Linked DNA regions of Mus musculus: regions 2 and 3 are each linked to region 1. Evidence: chromatin loops called from intact Hi-C (ENCODE). Cell type or tissue: left cerebral cortex. All regions are shown on one strand.

Region 1 (2,500 bases):
GGTAGCTGAAGAGACTGATAAAGTATAACTCCTTGGAAAGTGATTCTGTTCTGTGGACTTGTCTTATGGCATAGGACGGATAGATAGAGGCAGACAAAATAGCCTCTAACCCGGGCCTTTTTTCATTCCCCTTGTCTATTATCCATGCCCAATTTGTATCTACACAGTCCTATTTCCCAGTTCTTTGATATACTTAGTCTTTGTTTAAAGAAAGAGGAGGAGGAGGAGGAGGAGGAGGAGGAGGAGGAGGAATGTGAGATGAGCATGGTGACTTTAATTCTAGCACTCAGGAGGCACAGGCAGGCAGAGCTGTAGGTTTAATATTTAATGATGGTTCTTAAATGCTTTAACCTCCCTTTTAGCCAACCACCCACCAGAGTTAGGGAAAGAAAGGATATGGGGGAGGTGGACATGTTTAGAAAGGTTCTTGGGAGCAACTCCCATCTGTGTTGTATGGATACGTAGGTCTCTCCTCTTTTCTTAGGAGACAAAAGCAGCAAGACCAAAAGAGAGGTGACTTAGAGACAAGAGGACTCCTTACTTTAAAAGTTCGGCCAAAGACAGCAAAGACAGAGAATTCTCTCTGGGGTCTGTATCACACCCTTTTATGGGACCCTTATTATCTGCCAAACCACCTTTGCTACATTTAAGTCTCCCAGCAGTGATGAGGTGGAAAGCCATTATCCCCATCTCACACTTGAGTCTCCATTTAGATGACACAGGATCGGTTTTCAGCTTGGAGTCCAGGTCTGGTTATGTCCAGAGTCGGTTGCTTCCATACATCAAGCTGTGTTCCAGGATTTCTGATGTTTCAACCCCATGCTCCTTGCTCCTGTCCCATTTTGAGAGTACAAAGAACACCGGCTTTTGTTTCAGAGATCCTGACTTCAGTCCCCAGCAACCTTAGTGGCTCACAACCATCTATGATAGGATCTGATGCCCCTTTCTGTCATGCAGGCATACATGTAAATAGAATATTCATATACATAAATAAACAAATCAGAGCTGGAGAGATGGCTCAGCACTTAAGAGCACTGACTTCCAGAGGTCCTGAGTTGAATTCTCAGCAACCACATGATGGTATACAACCAACTGTAATGAGATCTGATGCCCTGATGGTGTGTCAGAAGACAGCGACAGTACACTCATAAATAAAATAAATAAAAATTCTTAAAAAAATAAACAAGTGGTCTATATTTTGTTTTTAATGTATGAGTGTTCTGTTTTCACGTACACCGGTATGCCAGAAGAGGGCATCAGATCCCTTTAAAGACGGTTGTAAACCACCTTGTGGTTGCTGGGAATTGAACTCAGGAGCTCTGGAAGAGCAGCAGTGTCCTTAACCGCTGAAACATCTCACCAGCCCCTAAACAAATCTTTTCTTTTTAAAGGGAAAGAAAGGGCAAATTGAAGCTCTGAGTTCTCTTCATGGGGAGCGTTCAGAAAGGCTGACTCCTCCTTCTAGAACACATTTTTCCCACCCGGAACTAGGGAGCAAGAGCTTTGTTTCCCGACGAAAAGAAAAACAGTCAGGGACCGGAAGTTGCCTGTATCATTCCCCGCTGCTGGTCTCCCGGACCCGGCTGAGGCCGTAGCGGACTGCCCTTTCCCAAGATGGCTTCGAAGATTGGATCGAGACGCTGGATGCTGCAGCTGATCATGCAGCTGGGTTCCGTGCTGCTCACGCGCTGCCCCTTTTGGGGCTGCTTCAGCCAACTTATGTTGTACGCTGAAAGGGCCGAGGCGCGCCGGTGAGCGCGCCCACGAAGTCGTCGAATGCGGTGGGGGGCGGTCCGACCTGTCCCAGGAACTGGGGTGCGGTGATGTTGGGGCCCAGAAGTCGGGATACTTAGACTGGGAGGAATTGGTACTCAAACAGGTTGGAAGATGCTCTCTTTCGATTGTACGGCCATTACTGATGTGGCGGCGGCTCCGGCAGTGAGAAGGATCTCGGGTTTTTGGGGGGCAGTGGCGATTGCAGGAACTTACAGAGGTCCCCAGATACTTACTCTCTATTCATTCTGTCCTCCTTGTTCCCTACACTCGATCCACAGGAAGCCCGACATCCCAGTGCCTTATCTATATTTCGACATGGGGGCAGCTGTGTTGTGTGCTAGCTTCATGTCCTTCGGAGTGAAGCGGCGTTGGTTTGCGTTGGGCGCCGCGCTGCAGCTAGCCATCAGCACCTACACCGCTTACATCGGGGGCTATGTCCACTACGGGGACTGGCTAAAGGTGAGCACGGGGACTCTAGACGAGATTTAGCTATGGGAAGGAGCTGAAGGTTCCTGATGTATGTGGTGGGCATGTATGGTACTCCTGAACTTGAAGCCCGGGAAAACTGAGGTACTAGGTTTGCAGCAGTTTTGTGGCAATCATTACAGACCACAGACGTGTCAGACCCATAGAGACCACACCGACCTCCCTTGTAGACTGTGAAAAGGGAGGTCCAGAGATGGAAAATGGACTCTCCCAAAATCATGCCACAGTGTATGGAAGG
Region 2 (2,500 bases), 67 kb before region 1:
TGAGATGGAGGTGTGACTTTCCCTGGGTAGCCTGGGACAGTGTTGGAAGCGTTTTCCTGGAGACAGCTCGTGCTACTTCTCGTGGTGATGGCTTTTTCCTGTGCTGTACCTTTTTCCTGGTGGAGCTTTAAAGAGCCCAATGCCTTAGGCTATACAGTGTAGGGATAGGAGTGGGGTTATGTGTTTGTAGAAGAGTCTTGGCTCTTTGCTGAGTGTAAGGAGATGACCTTCTTCCTCTTGGTGGATTCTTGTGTTGGGGGTCTTTGACTCCCATTTCCCATTCCTTTCTGCTAGGACCTTGCTGGGTGCTGCCAGGAATAGTCTGTGGGTGGGACACAAGGTAGCTCTGTTTGGGTGTGTCCCGACGAGTGTGCCTATGAGGGTGTGTCCAAATGACTTGAGCCGGACCCTCAGGAGTTCCCCAGAAGGTCGCAAGTTAGCATGGTCGGAGTAATCGCTGTCTCTTGCCCCTAGCTGTCTCCTTGTAAACAGTCTGAGATGGTCAGTGCCTCTCCTGCTGTATCCCGCCCAACCCTAGCCCTTCCCAGCACTGCCTGGTCCTGTATCTTTTTCTGCAAGCATGGTTAGATGGATATTTTCTAGAGAAAAGAAGGATGAGGGGATTGGATAAGAACTGAGCTGCAAGAAGCAGGGAGGGACCCAGCCCCACACTGGGGAGAGCCGTTCCCCAGCTGTCTTCTCACTGCTTTTGTATTTCCCACTGGGGTCTTCCTGCCCTCGCCTTCATTCAAACCCCTAAGGGTCGCACCAGGTGGGCTCTGGAGCTCTGGCTTCCTGTCTCATCCTCTGGTCATCAAAGGGACAGGAAGAGGCCTGATGACTATCCATCGGTCCCTCAGCTCTGCTCTTCTATCAGACAGGCAGAGGCTGCCCAGGGACATCTGTTGGTAGCTTGGGGAGGACATTTCCCAGCTATAGGGGTTCTTGCTCTTGCAGCGAGTTTCTAGGGCTGTGTTCTAGTCACTGATGGTCCAGGTTCTCCTCGTAACCATCCTGCCTGAGCTGGGTGGGAGCGGGCTGTAGCTGGAGATCTCTGCTAGCTTGGCAGCTTCTGAGCTCTGGTAGGATAGGTATTCTTGGTGACCTGTCTCTTGGCTGGCTTTCCAGCTGCCCCCAGCAGGGGGAGATGCTGTCTTTTCCGTGTATGGGAGGGAGAAAGAGAGAGGGGCACAGGATATAGAACTATATTTTAAGACTGTTGAGTCTTGTGCCGAGAGGTGACCTGCTGTGGATCTTCCCTTAGTTTTTTTCTACAGCTCCGGGGCTGGTTATTCTAGTGGGGTCCAGCTGCCCTGTGGCATGGAGACAACCGGTCTGCACACAGCTTTTACTCTTTGAAGGGGCTCAGCATCTGTTCTCCAAGTTCAGCTGGCATCTGGGTTGGGGCTTCCTCCGATGCCCTGAAGCCTGGAAGAAGCTGGAATTCCACAATAATAAAGTGACTTTGTTTTCAGAGCACATAGGTGTCCACAGCAAAGTGGACACCTTGCAGAAGGCCCTAAGAAAGATTGGGAGCCCCAGGACAGGTTACAGACAGGAGGGGGTGACGAGTATGACCGATCTCTCCCCACATCCTGGCTCATTCGGTCCTCCCTTCTTAGGGCATACAGCCGCAGGGCAAGCACAGCAGGGCACTTTCTCTCTCTTCCCTGGTTCCTCTCAGCATAAGAACAACTTTTTCTTTTTTTTTTTTTTTTGAGGCTGGCCTGTGGTGGACCAAAAGACAGGAAATGGTCCATCCCTTCAGTCGTAGCCAAAAAGTCAGCATGCAAGTTCCTGCTAAGGTGTGGCAGGTGGAGACGGAGCAGTTAGCTTCTGGGCCCACCACTTTGGCCAGTGGGCATTCTCTCTTTATATCTCTGGGCTGGGCTACATGCTAGTACTTGACCTGTCTACCTCTCTGGCCATCTGAGGAACTCTGCTCCCTGGAAGAGGCCAGTCTGTTTCCCTCTACCTTTTTCTTTAGGCGGGGTGGGGGTGGGGTGGGGTGCAAATGGGGTGAGGGGTTCTTTATTTTTTCTGGAGCCAGTCCTGTGTGTACGTTCCCCAGCATGGGGTTAATGATGGCTAGGATTTGTAGCAGCTTTGACTTGGAAGAGCCTCCCTGGGACCTAGGACCTCAACTGCCCTGGTTGTACCCTGTTCTCAGGGCCATGGCTTAGAGAAGGACAGGAATGTGGCCTGCCACGTGATCCCATCTAGATGTTTGTTGGTGGGGCCCTGGAGAAGGCATCTAGGTTCCTTCTGCCCTGCGTGGGAGGAAGATGAACCGCATGATAGCACCTGTCTGCCCAGCACCTCCTAGCGCCCTCTATACTTTCTCTCCTTTCCTTTCCCAGGAGGGAGGGCGACTGCCCCCTCCCTTTGGGGTGACCAGAGAAACTGGGGCATGGGTGTGGGGTGGAGCCAGGAACCTTGGCGTCCTGTCTCCCTGCCTCAGGCTCTGCTACCGAGCCCCTGGGAGGGCAGGCAGCCAGCC
Region 3 (2,500 bases), 110 kb before region 1:
GTCTCGGCAGGAGCGGCGAGGCCTAAGGAGCTGGGCCTGGGGACAAGGGAGGTCCCTGTGCCTGCGGCACTGCTGGGCAGCAGCTCTCCTCCTGTCCTCCCAGTCCAGCCACTCTCTCTGCAGGCGGAGAGCACGCAGTGTGGAGGATGTGAAAGGAAAGCTCTCCCCTGCCATGAGGGGTCCAGTGGTCTGGGCAGTGCCACCTAGGCAGAGAATCGTTCCTTGTCCCAGCTAGCACCTTGCTCTGGGGAGCCACCCTGCCCCCTTCTTGGTAAGCTGGAGAAACAGCTGAGGCTATAAATAGGCCCCTCACTGCATTGGTAAACAGTTTGCCTAGAGTCATGATCTTAATGCAGATGGTATTGGGCCAGCCTCTGACCCTGCTGGTACCCTTTTGTTGGTCAACAGGGCCTCAGCCAAAGGTCACTCCTGGACCCCACTTCTCTGGAGTGAGCCTTCTAGTCAAAGCAGTCAACCATGAGATGGGTGGGCAGGACAGGGTAGAGGAAGGACCAGGGTCCTGCAGCCTCTGAAGTATTGGCTGGTAAAAAGGGTAGAAGCCCAGGATGGCCCATAGACCTCAGTCTGGGGAAGTGGAGAGAGCTTCCAAGAAGCCAAACCACTCTTCCTGAATTTGAAATAACAGCAACCACTGCACACACACACCATGCTTTCTAGAACTGAAATCACTCTCAGATCCATCTCTACTCAGATGACCAGTCAGTGTTGTAATACAAGACAGATTTGGTCAGGAAATGAGGCCAAGCTAAGAATTTCAGTTCAGCACCTGAGATGGATAGAGACTTACAGGACGTAAGGTTTTGTTGTTGGCAGTGCTGCTGTTTTTGTTTTTTGAGACAGGGTTCCTCTGTGTAGTCCTGGCTGTCCTGAAACTAGCTCTGTAGACCAGACTGGCCTTGAACTCAGCGATCCACTTCCCTTTGCCTCAGGAATGCTGGGATTAAAGGGATACACTACCACACCTGGGTGGAATTTAAGTCTTAAAAAGGTAAAACTGACTCAAAGTTACATAGCTTGTGGGGGTGTGCCAAGGCCTCCAGTGGGCCACACTTTAGATAAGTACCCTAGAGGGTAGTGCTATGTTGGGTAGACAGTTGAGCAAATCCTCTTCTTGTCCCCTCATGCCGAAACTGGGCACGGTCTCTACCTTCAGTGACTAGTTTTTTTTTTCCCTCCCTGGTTTCTAGGGGAATCACGTGCCTGACTGCGGATGTGTCCAGGGATTTGACCTTGGAAGTGGAGACTGAAGGGATGAGACTTTTGGGAAACTACGCCCCATTCGCTTTAGGAGGAAATGGCTGTACTTCCAGGAGCCTCTAGGGGGAGGAATGAGGCCGCGGAAACAACAACAGCTGGTCGATTAGCTGGCAGGGGAGGGTGGAGGGATGTCAGCGGGCTTCTGTCTTCAAGACTGCAGGCTCTGCAGTGTCTTGGCAATGCCATGTGGGTCCCTCCTTGCTCCCGGTGCTTGCTCCCACCCACTCTCCAGCAACCTTCTCCTCCTCTGTATCTCTCACTTCCCCCTGGCCGCAGGCTCCCACACAGAATGTCTCTCCTACAGTTTTGTCCTCAGCTTCAGTTCCTAGCCTCCAGCCTGGATGGGTCTAGCCTGTGTCTCCTTCCTCTGACCACACTCAGCCCTGTCACAATCACCTATCCAAGAAGGTCACTTTTCCTTAAAAATGTCTGCAGTTTGGCTCAGGCTCTTCCAGAGAAATCCCGAATCCCTGGTCTGGCCCCATGCCACACAGCATTCTCACCAGGTCCTTTACCCTTCCCTGCTGTCCCAGTGGCTTGGGGTCTCCTAACTCACCCATTCAAGGCACTCTGCTGTGTGGAGGTGTGCCTGCAGTAGCTACTCAACTAGAAGGCCATCGGATGGGTTTGGCAAAGTACCCATGCCAGAGACATCATTCTACCATGCTAAATGTGGGTTCTGGGGCAGGCCCTGGCATGGTCGGTCTTGACACAATGTTTAGGAGCCCTTGGCTCATGGCAGGCTGGCCTCTCTGAACATTGAATGAAGGTCCCTATTCTCTGCCAGAACAAACACTCACCCACCACCCAGAGTGGGTGGCAGTGACCTGGGCCTTTTCCGGCACGTCCCTCACCCTCTGTTCAGTCAGTCTGTGCTTGGCCCCAGCTTCTTGGTGGTGTTCCAGGGAGGGGGTCCCAGATGAAGAGTGAGATCATGCCTAGTGAGGGTTTGAAGATCCTCAGAGAAAGGCACCTCTATGGACGCAGCTATGATTAACCCCACTGGAAGCCATACCATGTTTTAATTGCCCCGCTGACTGCCTAGCGGAGCACCCACAGCTGAGTTCCCAGGGTTGGGAGTGTGGCAAAGCTGGGTGGGGTCGAGGAGGGCCAAAGTGGTGGGTGTCCCTTCGCTCCCCAGGCATCTAACAGTCAGAGCCTAACCTCTGCCCTGCTTTCTTGCCTCAGCAGCCTGAAAAGTACTCACTACAGCTTTGTCCCT

What was found. Hi-C counts contacts between places; a loop is a spot of excess contacts. Peaks named below come from ENCODE experiments on the same cell type or tissue, not always from the same donor. Only the 100,000 strongest peaks of a DNase experiment are listed, where the experiment ranks them.
Region 2: a loop joins it to region 1, with 2.2 times the contacts of the local background. A loop is called at or near these places in 9 of 42 quality-filtered maps.
Region 3: a loop joins it to region 1, with 2.7 times the contacts of the local background. A loop is called at or near these places in 11 of 42 quality-filtered maps.

What each region holds. Positions count from the first base shown.
Region 1 is chr11:102,155,459-102,157,958 of GRCm38, reverse strand. Tmem101 (transmembrane protein 101) reads left to right here and starts at 1,552. Exons shown (of 4, transcript NM_029649.2): 1 at 1,552-1,751; 2 at 2,055-2,235. The coding sequence starts at 1,615. In left cerebral cortex, a CTCF peak has its summit at 1,253 (motif pointing right); DNase peaks (open chromatin) are centred at 1,564 and 2,096; H3K4me3 peaks cover 1,327 bases; H3K27ac peaks cover 635 bases.
Region 2 is chr11:102,221,972-102,224,471 of GRCm38, reverse strand. All of the region lies in intron 2 of Hdac5 (histone deacetylase 5), which reads left to right. Among named protein-coding and RNA genes, the nearest start is that of Mir8101, 6.9 kb to the left of the region's middle. In left cerebral cortex, a CTCF peak has its summit at 1,127 (motif pointing right); DNase peaks (open chromatin) are centred at 1,138 and 2,475; H3K27ac peaks cover 413 bases.
Region 3 is chr11:102,266,497-102,268,996 of GRCm38, reverse strand. It overlaps Asb16 (ankyrin repeat and SOCS box-containing 16), which reads right to left and starts at 246. Exons shown (of 5, transcript NM_148953.3): 1 at 1-246. The coding sequence starts at 174. In left cerebral cortex, a CTCF peak has its summit at 1,351 (motif pointing right); a DNase peak (open chromatin) is centred at 1,364.